2 separate regions of the Homo sapiens genome follow, and region 1 is linked to region 2. Evidence: read pairs that join two places in POLR2A ChIA-PET (ENCODE). Cell type or tissue: OCI-LY7. All regions are shown on one strand. Each heading gives the region's core, and the rest is flanking DNA. Links, peaks and the distances in the headings are about the cores only.

Region 1 (8,342 bases), core at 53-8,052, 1.5 Mb before region 2:
ATTCCGTTCTTCCTCCCTCCCTGCCAACCATACACACAGTATTAAGACTCTGCTGTTGCTCTTCAGGGTGGTGCGTCTTTGGGTATGACCACAATTACACTGTGATGGTAGTGGTACCAGTAAGGCTCACTTCTGCTCTTTCCTTGGCCACATCCAGCTGTTGAACTTCACTAATTGCAAGCCAGTTACTTTATTGTTTATGACAATATCTTGGGGGCATAAATACCTTGACTAATTTAATCAAATTGTGGCTTCTAAAATGGAATCATTTCTGAAGTCAGTGTTTGATCATTGTTCTGACGTCAGGTCCTTCAGCTATCTTTTCCCCCTAGTTCTCTCCTGCCCAGCTATTCTCTAAGCTGTATGTTCAGTGAATTTCCTCCCAGTTCCCTTTACCACAACCTCTATTTTTGATAGGGCTTTTAGGTTTGTTAAAAAGAAAACATTAGGCAAACTAAATTGAACAGAGTTTAGTTGAGCAAAGAATGATTCATGAATCAGGTAGCCCCGAGAATAAGAATAGGTTCAGAATGACTCCGGGGCTGTCACATGGTCAGATAACATGTCTGAACATAAAAAGTAAAATGAGTACAGAAAATTTGAGGTACAGAAACAGCTGGATTGGTTATAGCTGGGCATTTGCTTTATTTGAATCTGTTTTGAACAGTTGGCTGATGTGGTTGGCTGAGACTTGGCTATTTGTTACAAGAGTAGTTTACAGTCTATTTACACATCAAGTTAGGTTACCATCAGTACCTGTAGGCCAGCCATAAAACATGTACAGAGGCAGTTTTAGGCCAAACTTAATTTAGCAATAAAACCGTAAGGCATTGATGTCACTCTGTCAATATCGTAAATGGACTTATTTGGTCTCCTTATGGGATTCAAATGAGACCAAGTCTTATTTGGTCTCAGCTCCTGTCTGTTTTGGGATCTGTCTCCTTCTTTAAAGTTTTGGTTTGATGAAATTAATAATAAATCTAAAATAAAAAATAAATATAAAAATAAAAGTTAATGTCATACTTTTTTGGATTGTGGTTGAAATAATTTTCTCATATTCTACTAATGTAAAATCAAAAGTTCCCATTGTAGATTTGTTTCATATGTACAATTATTTATTTATTGCTAGGAAACTTGAATTGGTTGTTTGGACTGTCTAAGTATACCGTCATGTTATCTGCAGAAATCTGTATTTTGATTTTGTTTATTTTGTCTTGCTATATATATATATATTCCAAAAGAGTGTAAAAAACATTAAAAAATTAAGGAAGAATAACAAAACATCACTGGCCTCCATCTAGGTTAAGAAATGGCATGTTACCGTCTTAGAAGCATGCTGTGGGTCCTTTCCTGATCATATCCCTTTTTCTTCCTCAAGCAGCACTGACAAATACAGCTTACTATGATGATAGCAATGTTCTGTATCTGTACTGTCTTATATGGTAGCCACTAGCTACATGTGGCTATAGAGCACTTGGATTGTAGCCAGAGCAAATGAGGAACTGAATTTTATTTTATTTTATTTTATTTTTTCGAGATGGAGTCTCGCTCTGTCGCCCAGGCCAGAGTGCGATGGCGCCATCTCGACTCACTGCTACCTCCGCCTCCTAGGTTCAAGTGATTCTCTTGCCTCAGCCTCCCCAGTAGCTGGGACTACAGGCGCCCGCCACCACACCCAGCTAATTTCTTTTTGCGTTTTTAGTAGACATGGGGTTTCACCATGTTGGCCAGGCTGGTCTTGAACTCCTCACCTCAAGGGATCCACCCTCTTTGGCCTCCTGAAGTGCTGGGATTACAGGCATGAGCCACCACACCTGAACTCAGGCCCAGGAACTGAATTTTAAATTCAATTAATTTTAAGTGGCTATCATATTACCCAGTGCAGCCCTTGACATACTCTCCATTCTATATTTTGTGTTAACTAATTTCTTTGTTTTCTTTCTTCTCTCTTCTGCAGATCTTGAGGGTACTTGTTTTGGAGTTAGGGAGCAGATGCAGATAGCTGCCATGACAGGCCTTCATGTTTAGCTTATAAATTTAACCCAATCTACTTCTAATTTTTTTATCCAGTGCCTCTCTCCCTCTTCCCTCTCATATTCCTTTCCCTCTGCTTTTTACATTTATTATTATTATTTAAAGAGACAGGGTCTTGTTCTGTTGCACAGGCGGGAGTGCAGTGGTAAAATCAAACCCATTGTAGCCTCAAACTACTGGGCTCAGGTGATCTTCCTGCCTCAGCTTCTCAAAGTTCTAAAATTACAGGTGTGAGCCACCGTACCTGGCCTCCTCTGCTTTTTTATTATTTTATTATTATTATTATTTGCTTTTTCCCCTGATTTGATGTATATTGTTGTCATTTTTTATTATTATTTTTCATTTCTATTTTGGGTTTGGGGCACCTGTGCAAGTTTGTTATATAGGTAAACTCATGCCATGAGGGTTTGTTATATAGAGTATTTCATCACCTGGTTACTAAGCCTAGTACCCAATAGTTATTTTTTCTGCTCCTTTCTTTCCTCCCACCCTCCATCCTGAAGTAGTCCCCAGTGTACATCGTTCCCTTTGTGTCTACGAGTTCTCATCATAACAGATACTGTTTTATTATCACAGTAAATACCCTGTTGGCTGATCAATATGTAATAGTAGTTGGTCTGTTAATTGAAAAGATTCATTAAGGATGAAGAATCATGACATATTACTTTAAGCATTTTTTATATTTTTCTTTGTTTTCTAAGTCTTTTTGTTTTCAAGTAGTTAAGACTCATAAGAAGTTACAAAAATAGTACAGTTACCGTGTACCTTCATCCAGCTTCCTCCAGTGATAATACCTTACATAATCATAGTACATTGTCAAAACTGGGAAATTGATGTTGGTATAATATTATTAACTCAAGTACAGACTTAGATTTTACCAGGTTCAACATGCACGTTTTGGTGGGGGAGGGGTGGTATATGAAATTTTATCACATGTATAGATTCATATAACCAACTGCTATAGTTTGAATATTTGTCCCATCCAAATCTGATGTTGAAATTTGATTCCAGTGCTGGAAGTGAGGCCTAATGGGCAGGGTTTGGGTCGTGGGATGGATCACGCATGAATAGATCACTCCCCTCCCTTGGGAGCGGAGGGGTCGTGAGTTCTCACTCTGTTAGTTCTTATGAGAGCTGATTGTTAAAAAGAGCCTGGCACCTTCCCCCACCTTCTTGCTTCCTTTCACACCATGTGACCTCTGCACATGCCTCCTCTGCTTTGCCTTCTACCATGAATGGAAGCAGCCTGAAGCCCTCACCAGAAGCAGATGCTGGTGCCATGTTTCTTGTACAACCTGCATGCAGAACTGCGAACCAAACAGACCTCTTCTTTATAAATTTTCAGCCTCAGGTATTCCTTTATAGCAAGGATGCCCAATCTTTTGGCTTCCCTGGGCCACATTGGAAGAAGAAGAATTGTCTTGGGCCACACATAAAATATACTAACAATAGCTGATGAGCTAAAAAAAAAAAAAATCACACAAAAAAAATAATGTTTAGGAAAGTTTGTGAATTTGTGTTGTGTTGTGTTCAAAGCCATCCTGGGCCACATGTTGGGCAAGCTTGTTTTGTAGCAGTACAAATGGACTAAGACATCAACACCATAATCCAGATACAAAACTATTCTATCACCACGAAAGAACTTCCTCAAAACATAAATGTATATTTATTTACCAATCTTGTGGTATAGGACCATCAGTCAGAAGGCATTACAGAGGGAATGATGGAGTGTATCTGTTATACCAGTGTGGTGTTTACGAAGTTGGTTTTGACAGCCTCTACTCTTTATCACCTTTAAGATGTATTAGTTACATTAAGTAGGGTTGTGAGGGGCAAAGAAGTCCTAAACTATATATATATATGCAACACTTTGATTCATAATTTCATAGTTGAACTTCTGTTTACCTAATGATTTGAATCTGCCTGTTCATTTTTTGTATGTATCCTGCTTTTAAGGCATTCCCCAGTTTCAGCCCTTCAGCTGGCATCTCACACTGGCCCTTTGTGTCTAAGCTCTTGGAGTGACATGTTTTCTCGTTGCTCCCTTCCTAACCATTCACCTGAAACTTCCAGTGCCTAGGATTGTAGTAACTTACATAAGAAAAATGTTTAAAGTCTTTTTTCTCTGTTAGTATTTCAGAATTTAGCTGAATTTGAGATATTTTCTTAATTCCATTGGGAGTAGTTGTATTACATAGTTCTCCTTGAATTTTTTCCCCTGATCCTTTCCCTTTTGTTAGCAATAGGCCAGGGCTCATTCCTAGAGTCATTCTCTTCTTTCTTGATTTATTCTCCTAGGAGTTCATCCCATCTCTAACATACATTCCCTCCTTTACATTCACACTGCTTCTGTCCTTGTACTAATTTTGTTGTTTCTTGTTTTAATTGTTAAAATAGTTTCCTCACTCATCTCTCTGTCTTCTCCTTTCAGGCTATCTGTTATACTTCCACCAGAGTCAACATCCATCCAGAGCATTTTCTCAATTGTTACTTTCCAGCTTAAAAATATTTTATGAATTCCAATTACCTACTGTTATAAGCCAAATTAAAGAAGACCTTAATTTGACATTTAAGTCCTTCCTTAATCTGACTTCAACCTATTTTTCTGTTTTTTTTTCTCTCATGGTCTGCTGCAGTCATATCAGATTTGTTTCTCTAACACCAACAGTACTTTCCTCCCTCTTTGCATTGTTCACTATGTTCTTTTTACTTAAAATGCATCTCATTTTTTCTGTTGTAATTCTGTCAGCCCTTCAAGGCCCGGTTTATTTTTTCTTTTTTGTTTTCATTTGAATATCTAGGTATCAAATAAAATATGCTCATAGATTGTTAAATACTTTCACTTTTTTACTTTCTTTTTCTTTCAAAATGTTTTTAAATATAAATTTCAAATAGATAATATATTCATGTGATGCAGAAATTAAAGAATTAAAAATATATCAAAACTAAACACTTATACTCTTTGAAAGACATTGTTAAGCAAATGAAAAGACAAGTCACAGATGGGGAAAAATATTTGCAGAACGCACATCTGATAAAGGTTTTATATCCAAGATCTGTAAACAACTCATACAACTCAATAAAAAGAAAACAACACAATAAAAATGGACTAAAGATTTGAATAGACATTTTATCAAAGAAGAGATACAAATGGCAAATAAGCATGTTAAGAGATGGTCAATATCATTAGTTATTAGGGAAATGCAAATTAAAACCCTGGCAAGAGGCTGGGCATGGTGGCTCACACCTGTAATCCCAGCACTTTGGGAGGCCAAGGCAGGCAGATCACGAGATCAGAAGATTGAGACCATCCTGGCTAACACGGTGGAACTCCGTCTCTACTAAAAATACAAAAAATTAGCTGGGTGTGGTGGCGGGCACCCTGTAGTCCCAGCTACTTGGGAGGCTGAGGCAGGAGAATGGGGTGAACCCGGGAGGTGGAGCTTGCAGTGAGCCAAGATCACGCCACCGCACTCCAGCCTGGAGACAGAGTGAGACTCTGTCTCAAAAAAAAAAACAAAAAAAAAACAAAAAACAAAAACCCTGGCAAGATACCACTGCCTACCAGTTAGAATGGTTAAAACAAAAACCAGACAATGCTAAGTGCTGACAAGGGACAGAAATCATTGGTTGTCAGAGACTAGGGGTGGGAGGGATTGACTCAAAGGGGCATTAAGGAAACTTACTGGAGTGATGGAAATATTTGATATCTTAGTTGTGATGGTAGTTATATGACTTTATGTCAGTCAAAACTCATAGAACTGTATACATAAAGTATGAATTTTACTGTAAGTAAATGATACCTCAATAATTAAAAGTAAAGCAAATTAAACCTGACTTGAAAATAAATTAAAAAGTTAACAGTGAAATAAATCTCCATTTCACCTCTGCCTATTCCAAATCTACTCATTTCCTATACTGTCTCTGATTCTTCCCCCTGCTCCCTACATTCACCTTTAGGTAGCTGTACTGTTATTAGTTTCTTTAATATATTCTTCCAGAATTTCTTTATTCACATACAATAAATACAAATGAACATTCTTAATTTTCCCTTTTTGATTCAAAAGGTAGCATGATATACATTCTATACCTTTCTTTTTTTCACTTGTCAGTGTATGTAGACGATCTTTCCATGTTAGTATATAGAACTTCCTCATTCTTTTTTTTTTTCTTTTAGACAAAGTCTCACTCTGTTACCCAAGCTGGAGTGGAGTGGCACGATCTCAGCTCACTACAGCCATGGCTCAGCAGTCCTCCTGCCACATCCTCCTAAATAGCTGGGGGATTCTCCCATCTCAGCCTCCCAAGTAGCTGGTAGCTGGGGCTATAGGTGTGTGCCACCATGCCCAGCTAATTCTTTAATTCTTTTTTTTTTAGAGACGGGGGTCTCACTATGATGTTGCCCAGGTTGGTCTTGAACTCCTGGCCTCAAGTGAGCCTCCTGCCTTACACTCCCCAAATTCTGGAATTATAGCCATGAACTACTGTGCCTGGCCCGACCCCTTTTTTTTTTTGCAGCTTCAGAGTGTATTCCATTATTTGGGCATACTATAATTTATTTAATCAGTGTCTCCTATTGGCAGACATTTAGGTTGCACAAAATCTTTTGCTGTCACAAACACTGATGGTAGTGACTGACTTTGTACATCCACTATTTTTGCACAAATGCAAGTATATCTGTGAGATAGATTTCCAGAAGTGAAATTGTGAGACAAAGTGAATATATGCATTTACAATTTTGATAAATATTGCTGAAGTGCCATCAATTGAGGAAGTTTCAAGAGATTATTTGTTTCAAGACCCAGTAAAATGCTGCCTATTCCTAAGACTTGTCCTTCCTCTCTCCTACTACATGGAACTAATCCTTACCTGTCCCGAGTGTTTATATTTCATTGTGCTTCACTAATGATATTCATTATAATCTGCTTTAAATTGGAATCATTTGCATATGTGACTGTTTTTCTCCAGTTGGGTTTGAGTTGTCTTTACTACATTAAATAAGGTCATTGAATTTCCTTGATCTGACATTATTTCTTTTTCTTATTAGAATTAGATGAGATATGCAAACTGGTATTATTTCTTTGACTACTTATGTCAAGATTTCTCTAAACAGCTGATTTCTGTTTTCTCTATTTCAGTCTTTCTATGGCAGAAGTAAGGTCAGAGCCAGGCAGGGGAAACTCTTAAGTAGAAAGAGTCTCCTGGGCTTGACTTGGCTAGAATCCATCAGGGAGAAGTCTAGATGCCCAATCAACTGTGGACTAGGCTGCAGAATGTGATAATAAGTCTGGAGATTTTCATTCTGACAGTTACTGGAATGAAAATAATTGGGCAAAATTACACAACACAAAAAAATTCTATGTTAGCTGAAGGGTCATGTCAGGTAATGAATAAAAGTACAACCTCTGAAACGTTATTTACCAAAAAAGATTCATAGTAGACTTTCATATATTCTCTTAGACAATTTTCTTCTAAAAAGAGAACTCTCCAACCTTAGTTCCATCAATCAAATGGAGAATATTAGGTATTCCTGTTAATCATGATGTCTTAGGAAAATATTGAGATCCACTGACTATGATTGTCAATGAATGACAGCTAAGAAAATAATGGGGATTTTTTTAAAGATTGCAGGAAATTTTAATTACTGAGACTTGCCATTAAATACAGAATATTTTAAAATAGTTGTCTTAAAAACCAAACAAAAGTAAAGGGAAAGAGAGTATTTAATGAAGGAAGAAATGAAATAGCTAACTTGATTAAACATAGATTATAAAAATGAGCAAGTGGAGGAAGAACACATAGATTGTTTATCCTGTGCAATAACATACAACCAAATTATTCTGGTAAGGACTTTTTTTTTTTTTTTGAGACAGAGTCTCACTCTGTTGCCTGGCTAATTTTTGTATTTTTAGTAGAGATGGGGTTTCACCATGTTGGTCAGGATGGTGTCGATCTCTTGACCTTGTGATCTGCCCGCCTCAGCCTCCCAAAGTGCTGGGTTACAGGCATGAGCCACTGCGCCCGGCCAGGATTTTTAAAATAACGTTTACTATCTTTTCTGACTACAAAAGTAATACATGTTAATTGAGAAAAATTTGAGGTTACTTAAGAAAAAAAAAACCCAAAAATTATACTAATGAAAAGTGTGTCTATGATCATTTTCAAGTTTGGCAGTTGTCATATTGAGCTACAGTGCCACCCACGAATCGTCAGGGTACTGACTTGATTCTTGTGGAGCAGTAGAATGGAGACAATGTTTGTTTGTTTGTTTTGTTTTTTGTTTTTTTTTTTTGAGACGGAGTCTCGCT
Region 2 (8,342 bases), core at 238-8,237:
TTAGCTGGGTGTGGTGGCAGACACCTATAATCCCAGGTACAAGAGAGGCTGAGGCAGGAGAATAGCTTGAACCTGGGGGGTGGAAGTTGCAGCAAGCTGAGATTGTGCCACTTCACTCCAGCCAGGGCAAAAAACCAAAACAAACAAACAACAACAAAAAAACTTGCTGGGCTAGGTGCTCAATTTCTGCCCCCTAGATAGGGATATACTATATCGATGTAAAACTGTTGCTTGAGCAAAAATTTAAGTTGTCATTTATCAAATATTTATTCAGTGCTTCCTTTCTTTGAAAATTCTAAATTATTTATTTGAATAAATATATGCACGAGATAAGGTAAAATAGGGTAAACAGTGTTTCTTGCATATCCTTTTAGGAATATTCTATGGCTACAAAACATCTCTAGAGACATTTCCCACAAATGAAAGCACACTATATATTGTTCTGTACCTTGCTTTTTCTGTTAATGTATCTTAGAGATCATTCCATATCAGGACAAAGTACCAGTCTGTAAGTAAAGTACTACCTTTGATGTACTTTATTTACATCAGTTCTCTACACCATATATATATATATATATATATATATATATATATATATATATATATATATATATTTTTTTTTTTTTTCCCCCTGAGACAGTGTTGCTTTGTTGCCCAGGCAGTGGTGCAATCTCAGCTCACTGCAACCTCTATCTCCCAGGTTCAAGCAATTCTCCTGCCTCAGCCTCCAGAGTAGCTGAGACTACAGGCACTTACCACTATGCCCGACTAATTTTTGTATTTTTAGTAAAGACACAGTTTCACCATGTTGGCCAGGCTCATCTCTAACTCCTGACCTCAAAGAACCCACCCGCCTTGGCTTCCCAAAGTGCTGGGATTACAGGTGTGAGCTAACACACCCAGCCTACAGATGGATATTTAGATTACTATAAATATTGTGCTATACCAATGTCAAGTTTCTATTATTGTCTACTTGGACTTAAAGTTGTAAATCCAAGTGGTAAGGCCTTCTTCACTCTAAAGGGCATTTTGCCTCATCAGTTTTTATTCCCTTTCTTACTACTGATATATATATATCAATCATATATATCATATATACACACACATATATACATATACATACAAAGATTGTTTTATTTTTCAATGTTTTTATTGTGATAAAATACACATAAAATTCACCATATTAACCCTTTCGAGTATACAATTCAGTAGTATTAAGTACATTCATACTGCTGTGCAACCATCACCGTAATCCATCTCCAGGACTCATTTCTTCTTCCCAAACTGAAACCTTGTACACATTACACAGTAATTCCCTCTCGCTGCCCTTCCTGCAACCCCTGGCAACCATCATTCTACTTTCTGTCTCTATAATTCTGATGCTGCCCAAGCTGGGGTGCAGTGGCTATTCACAGGCACAATCAGCATACTGCAGCCTTGAACTTCAGGCCTCAAGCAATCCTACTACCTCAGTTTCCAGAGTAGCTGGGACTACATACAAGGTTTCAATCCTTGAAGCAGTTGTACACTGAATGGTTTTCATATAATTAATCAAGGTATAAGTAGGTGTTAATGGGTTGAACTGTGTCCTCCCAATATTCGTATGTTAAAAGTCCTAGCCCCTACTACCTCATACTGTGACCTTATTTGGTAATAGAGTCATTACAGATGTCAGCAGCTAAGATGAGGTCATTAACAGAGCAGGATGGACCCCAATCCAATATGACTAGTCTCCTTATATTAGGACTCAGATACACACACAGGAAGAACTTCATGTGAAGACTGGAGTTATGCTGCCACAAGTTAAGGAACCACAAGAAATTAGAAGGACTGGAAATTTTTTTTTCAGTGCCTTCAGAGGGACGGCCCTGCCAACACTTTGGTTTTAGACATCTGACCTTTATTTATAACTATCAAACAATTTCTGTTATTCTAAGCTACCCAATTTGTGGTGCTTTGTTACAGCAGGCCTAGGAAACTAAAACTAACACAGTAGGTATGAAGCCTATTTTGCAGATATAATGTCACTGTCAATTAAGAAAGGACACACTGGCCAGGCGCGGTGGCTCACACCTCCAATCTCAGCATTTTGGGAGGCTAAGGTGGGCGGATCACGAGGTCAGGAGTTCAAGACGAGCCTGCCCAATATGGTGAAACCCCATCTCTACTAAAAATACAAAAATTAGCTGGGCGTGGTGGCAGGTGCCTATAATGTCAGCTACTCAGGAGGCTGAGGCAGGAGAATCGCTTGAACCCGGGAGGCGGAGGTTGCAGTGAGCTGAGATTGCGCCATTGCACTTCAGCCTGGGCGACAAGAGCAAAACTCTGTCTCAAAAAAAAAATTAAATAAATATATTCCAAAATTTGCCTCGTTTAAGAGAAGAATGAATTATTATTAACTGTTCGCGGGAGTGTAGATCAGAACAGCCACTATGGAAAAACAGTATGGAAATTTTTTTTTGAGACGGAATCTCACTCTGTAGCCCAGGCTGGAGTGCAGTGGCGCGATCTTGGCTCATGGCAACCTCCGCCTCCCAGGTTCAAGCGATACTCCTGCCACAGCCTCCTGAGTAGCCAGGATTACAGGCATGAGCCACCGCGCCCAGCTGGGAGGTTTCTAAAGAAATTAAAAATGGAACCACCACATAACCCAGCACTCCCTCTTCTGGGCATATAACCAAAAAACATGAAATCACTTCATAAAGATGTCTGCACTCCTATGTTCAGTGGAACATTATTCACAATAGCCAAGATACAGAAAAAACCTAACTGTCCATCATCAATGGATGAATGGATAAACTGTAGAAACTACAGTGCATATATATGATGGCATATGTTACTCAGCCCTAAAAAAGAATGAGATCTTGGCCAGGCGCAGTGGCATATGCCTGTAATCCCAGCACTTTGGGATTAAGTCAAGAGTTTGAGACCAGCCTGGCCAAAATGGTGAAATCCTGTCTCTACTAAAAAAATATAAAAATTAACCAGGCGTGGTGGCGCACACCTGTAATCCTGGCTACTTGGGAGGCAGAGGCAAAAGAATCGCTTGAATTAGGGAGGCAGAGGTTGCAGTGAGCTGAGATAGCACCACTGCACTCCAGCCTGAGTGCAGTGACAGAGCAAGTGCTAAGACAGCAAGACTGTCTCAAAAAAAAAAAAAAACAAAATATTTTGCCATTTGTCACAGCATAGATGAGTCAGGAGGACTGAAAGAAAAACATTGCACAATCTCATTTACATGTGAAATTTTTTTAAAAAATCAAATATACAGAGTTAGAGAACAAAACAGTGATGTGGGAGTTAGTAAAGGAAGAGATATAGGTCAGAGAATATAAAGGAACAGGTACGTAGGCTGAACAAGTCTAACGATCTAATGTACAACATGACAACTATAGGTAATAAAATTATACTGTAAACAGGATCCATGCTAAATGAGATTTTAGCTGTTGCCACAAAAACAAAATAGCTATGTGAGACAATGGATGTTAATTTACTTCACTGTAGAAACCTTTTTACTATCTATATGCATCCCAAAACATCATGTTGTATACCTGAAATATACACAAAATTTATTTAAATAAAACCACCCAGTAACATTTTTTTTTAATCGTTATTTTTGGGTGAGATGGAGTCTGTCTCTGTGGCCCAGGATGGAGCGCAGTGGCGCAATCTCGGCTCGCTGCAGCCTCCGCCTCCCAAGTTCAAGCAATTCTCCTGCCTCAGTCTCCCAAGTAGCTGGGATTACAGGCGCGTGCCACCACACCTGCTTAATTTTTGTATTTTTTGTAGAGATAGGGTTCCCCCATGTTGCCCAGGCTGGTCTCAAACTCCTGACCTCAAGTATCTGCCCACCTCGGCCTCCCAAACTGCTGGGATTACAGGCGTGAGCCACCGGGCCAGGCCTATTTTTTAATCATTTGATTTCCTTCAATCTAATTAAATATGTGTCTGTTTTCTTTAGACAGTGAAAATTATTGGTAGTTTGAGCAAATGATCAAGATTACTCCTTTTTATTTAATACATTTCTTTTGTTGAAAAATAAAAGATTTAACTTAAATTTCAATAGCTTACAGTCATTTTTCATGTTCGTCTTCTGCTGAAGCTAACGGCTTATTGTTCCACTTCTATGTACCTGTTTTCAAGCTACTTAAACAGTATTTGGAACGATTAGCCCACAATTACTTACTTGCCAAGTCCTGAGTTCAGAATTTTGTTTTTGAGATGAATATAAAAGCACCTAAAGGTCAAGGAAAATTTTCTTCCTGTGATAAGGAACCTAAAAAGAAAAAGAACATTAAGGATATGGCCCTCACTGGTGCTAGTAATTTTAGTATACAATATTACTCAAACAGACAAGCTATTGTTAAAAAAAAATCAATATCATAAACTATTCAAAAGGAACAGTAAGAAAGCAGTTACTCTCTACCTGCACTGGCATTAATTTTAAAAAGATGTCAAGTCTTGGAGCAGTGGTTCTCAAGCTTTTATGAAACAGTGTCCTCTTTGAGAATCTGATACTATGGACCTTCTTCTTCCCACAAAAATGTATAATTGTGCATAAAATTTCCAGTAGTTTATGGACCCCTACTTAAGACCTTTGTGTCAGGCCTCTGAGCCCAAGCCTGCACGTATATATCCAGATGGTCTGAAGCAACAGAAGAATCACAAAAGAAGTGAAAATGGCCAGTTCCTGCCTTGACTGATGACATTACCTTGTGAAATTCCATCTCCTGGCTCAGAAGCACCCCCACTGAGCACCTTGTGACCCCCACCCCTGCCCGCAAGAACACAACCCCCTTTGACTGTAATTTTCCACTACCTACCCAAATCCTATAAAACTGCCCACCCCTAACTCCCTTTGCTGACTCCTTTTTGGACTCAGCCCGCCTGCACCCAGGTGAAATAAATAGCTTTATTACTCACACAAAGCCTGTTTGGTGGTCTCTTCGCACGGACGCGCCTAACACTTTGCTTTAGTGTAGATGACCACTCCCCTCTATAAGGTAGGGAGGAAGAATGTTCGGTTAGTTCCTCTCCTCTGGCCGATATTTTTTTTCTTCTCCTGGATGAGACAAAGACAAAAAAACAAAAAATAAACTGACAGAGCGACAAAAAAGGTCTCATATAAAAGTCCTTCTGTATTATTTTTCAGCTCTAGCAAATCCAGGGCCAACAAAGAGCATACCCAAAAACATTCATTTGTCTAATGGTGTGTCCGTTGGAACTTAACTAATGTGCCAGTTTTAAACAGGCCACACCAATTCAGAAACCTAGTAACAGGAACTTTCCTAGAATCTTACCTGAGAGACCGGATGAGGGTAAGGTTACAACAATCCAAATTACCAAAAGAGACAACCCGTTCGGTTAAAGGAGAACAGAATACCAAATGCCTCAGTGTTGACACTGTGCAACCCCACCACTTTACACAAACTACGTTCTAATAACATTTCCCTATCATTCTGTCTCTATAAAAACAATATTGTACACTGAACTCCTGTACTTCTGGGTCGGAAACCAAAAACGGTGAATTCTATCAAGACCCTGGCATCAGCCAAAATTAATGCGCCATTAGAACGTTATCAGGACATCAGTGCCAGAACCGCTTACTCAGATCATAAAAGTTTGGGAGGTGGGAGTGGGAGCGGACGGCTTTAGTAAAAGTTGCACCAGGGTGTCCGCGATAAACACACCCGAATGCAATTCCCAAGGGAAACCTGTTACAAGTCTCAAGGTCAACGGGCTGGGGACACAAAATACTCAGAGCCACAACAGGCCTCAACTGATACCGCTGACGGGCAAAGAGGGGGAACGAAGTCCTAAGGCGAGGGGTATAAGTAAATCAATAAAACAAAGATATTCTTCGAAAAATAAATCGATGGCAGAAGCAGCGGCTGCCAGATACAGCCCCGTGTGGGTGCAAGCAGAAAGCACAAAGGTGGCTAAAGGCACGGCACTGGGAAGGACCGAGACGGGCTGAGGGGTGGGCCGTGCAACACACCCAGAAGGCGGGTGACGGCTGCCCTGGAGCCGCCGAGGTTGGAACCCCCGCCCAGCCGAGGCCGAGGCCGGCTGCCCGCAACTCGCAGGTTCCTGCGCGCTTCCGTACCCGGCCCGTCTGGGCCACGCCACCTCCTCGGCGCCTGCTCGTCCCACCGTCACTGGCCTTCTCGGCTCACCTCGCACGGTCCAACAGATGCACTCGGCCTCCCGGGGGCTGCTCGCCCCCGGCCCAGAGGCCAGTTTGCAGCGGCACGCCTTACTCCGCCATCTTCGCAGCTTCTCAAGGTGGCCAACCCTGCGGTGGGCCGTTCCCACAAGCCCCGCCCCCGCCGCTGGGGCTGAGTGTTTATTGGGCATCGTCTTGCTCGCGCGCGCTCTCCTTGCGTCGTAGGTTGGTTGGAATGCACGTCAATCAATAGCACTCGCCCCACTCTTTCGATCCGGATTGGGTCCCAGAATTGAGGTAACAGGGAGAAATGCTTTTGTAATTCAATTATTAAGAATGTAAAATTTCCGCCGTAGAAGCTGTACCACGTGGTAAGATAGTGTGGCTAGGCCGCGTGACTATTTTAAGCCACTGTTAGGTTAAACTGTAGTACTAATAATTTCATTCTCAGGCCCGAGGGTTTTTGTTTTGTTTTGTTTTTTGAGACAGAGTCTCTCACTGTCGCCCAAGCTGGAGTGCAGTGGCGCGATCTTGACTCACTGCAACCTCCGCCTCCCGGGTTTAAACGATTCTCCTGCCTCAGCCCCTCAAGTAGCTGGGACTACAGGCGCATGCCACCACACCCAGCTAATTTTTGTATTTTTAGTAGAGACGAGATTTCACTACGTTGGCCAGACTGGTGTCGAACTCCTGACCTCAGGTGATCCACCCGCCTCGGTCTCCCGAAGTGCTGGGATTACAGGCATGAGCCACCGCGCCCAGGCTTTTAATCCAGGGGTAGCACAACACCTAGGGAAAAAATTTAATGCTTCCAGTTTGTCTCTGTCTTTGACTCTTAAAGGGCCCAAACGTTGTCCGGCTGTTTACAGCTTTGGTCAATACAGGAGAGAAGGATTCGTCACTTTTCTGAAGGCCCTCCTGCATAGAGGAAACCTGCTGTAACTGGCAGTTTTGTTGTTTGCTACACCCAACTGTAGGGCATCCTTTCTTCTGCATCATTTCCCAGAGGGGCAGGTGTCAGGCCTCTGAGCCCAAGCTAAGCCATCATATCCCCTGTGACCTGCACGTATACATCCAGATGGCCTGAAGCAACTGAAGATCCACAAAGAAGTGAAAATAGCCTTAACTGATGACATTCACCATTGTGATTTGTTTCTGCCCCACCCTAACTGATCAATGTACTTTGTAATCTCCCCACCCTTAAGAAGGTTCTTTGTAATTCTCCCCACCCTTGAGAATGTACTTTGTGAGATCCACCCCCTGCCCACAAAACATTGCTCCTAACTCCACCGCCTATCCCAAAACCTGTAAGAACTAATGATAATCCACCACCCTTTGCTGAACTCTCTTTTCCGACTCATCCCACCTGCACCCAGGTGAAATAAACAGGCTTGTTGTTCACACAAAGCCTGTTTGGTGGTCTCTTCACACGGACACGTGACAGCAGGGAGGGTATACGTGGGGTGGCTCCTCTTCGGGGTTATGACAAGCGAGGCCCAGCGTAGGCAGTGTAGGTCCACTGTGCTTGCCAAACACCAAGAGGGCTGTCATCTGGGTGGATTCTTAGAAATGCAGATTCCTGGCCTGGCACGGTGGCTGTAATCCCAGCACTTTGGGAGGCTGAGGCGGGTGGATCAGCTGAGGTCAGGAGTTCAAGACCAGCCTGGCCAACATGGTGAAACCCCAATCTCTACCAAAAATACAAAAATTAGCCAGGTGTGGTGGCACGTGCCTGTAATCCCAGCTACTCAGGAGGCTGAGGCAGGAGAATTGCTTGAACCTGGGAGGCGGAGGTTGCAGTGAGCCAAGACTGTGCCATTACACTCCAGCCTGGGCAAGAGTGAGACTCCATCTCAAAAAAGAAATGCAAAGAAAAAGCCATGTAAAACCAGAGTATGTCACCGCTGAGGCTGCACATGAATGAGGAGGTGGGCAATTTAAGGAATGGACATATACTGGATTTTTAGGCTTTTTCTACATTTAAGGAGTCAGGGAGTCAAGAATAGAAATTGCGTCTTAGCTGGAATGAATGGGAAGTGGCCACGGCTGACAAAACCATGTCGAAGCCAAAAGTGCTGGCCCCTCGATGAATGTTTCCACTTCATATATCCAGGCAGCAGCAGAGTAGACTGCAGCTGACCGTACAGACATAAACTTGAGTAAGGGAGACACTGTG

What was found. Peaks named below come from ENCODE experiments on the same cell type or tissue, not always from the same donor. Only the 100,000 strongest peaks of a DNase experiment are listed, where the experiment ranks them.
Region 1: POLR2A ChIA-PET joins it to region 2 with 10 read pairs; 2 of 35 experiments call an interaction of 5 or more read pairs at or near these places.

The regions. Positions count from the first base shown.
Region 1 is chr15:42,818,907-42,827,248 of GRCh38, reverse strand. The region is part of intron 6 of TTBK2 (tau tubulin kinase 2); the gene reads left to right. Among named protein-coding and RNA genes, the nearest start is that of TTBK2-AS1, 84 kb to the right of the region's middle. In OCI-LY7, for the core only: no CTCF peak of the experiment used is centred there; no DNase peak of the experiment used is centred there.
Region 2 is chr15:41,281,945-41,290,286 of GRCh38, reverse strand. OIP5-AS1 (OIP5 antisense RNA 1) reads right to left here and starts at 7,590. Exons shown (of 5, transcript NR_152821.1): 1 at 7,569-7,590; 2 at 4,187-4,276. RefSeq lists enhancers at 4,437-5,176, 6,661-7,402. In OCI-LY7, for the core only: CTCF peaks have their summits at 2,439 and 2,649; DNase peaks (open chromatin) are centred at 5,296, 5,716, 6,396, 7,146 and 2 weaker places; H3K4me3 peaks cover 3,090 bases; H3K27ac peaks cover 3,711 bases.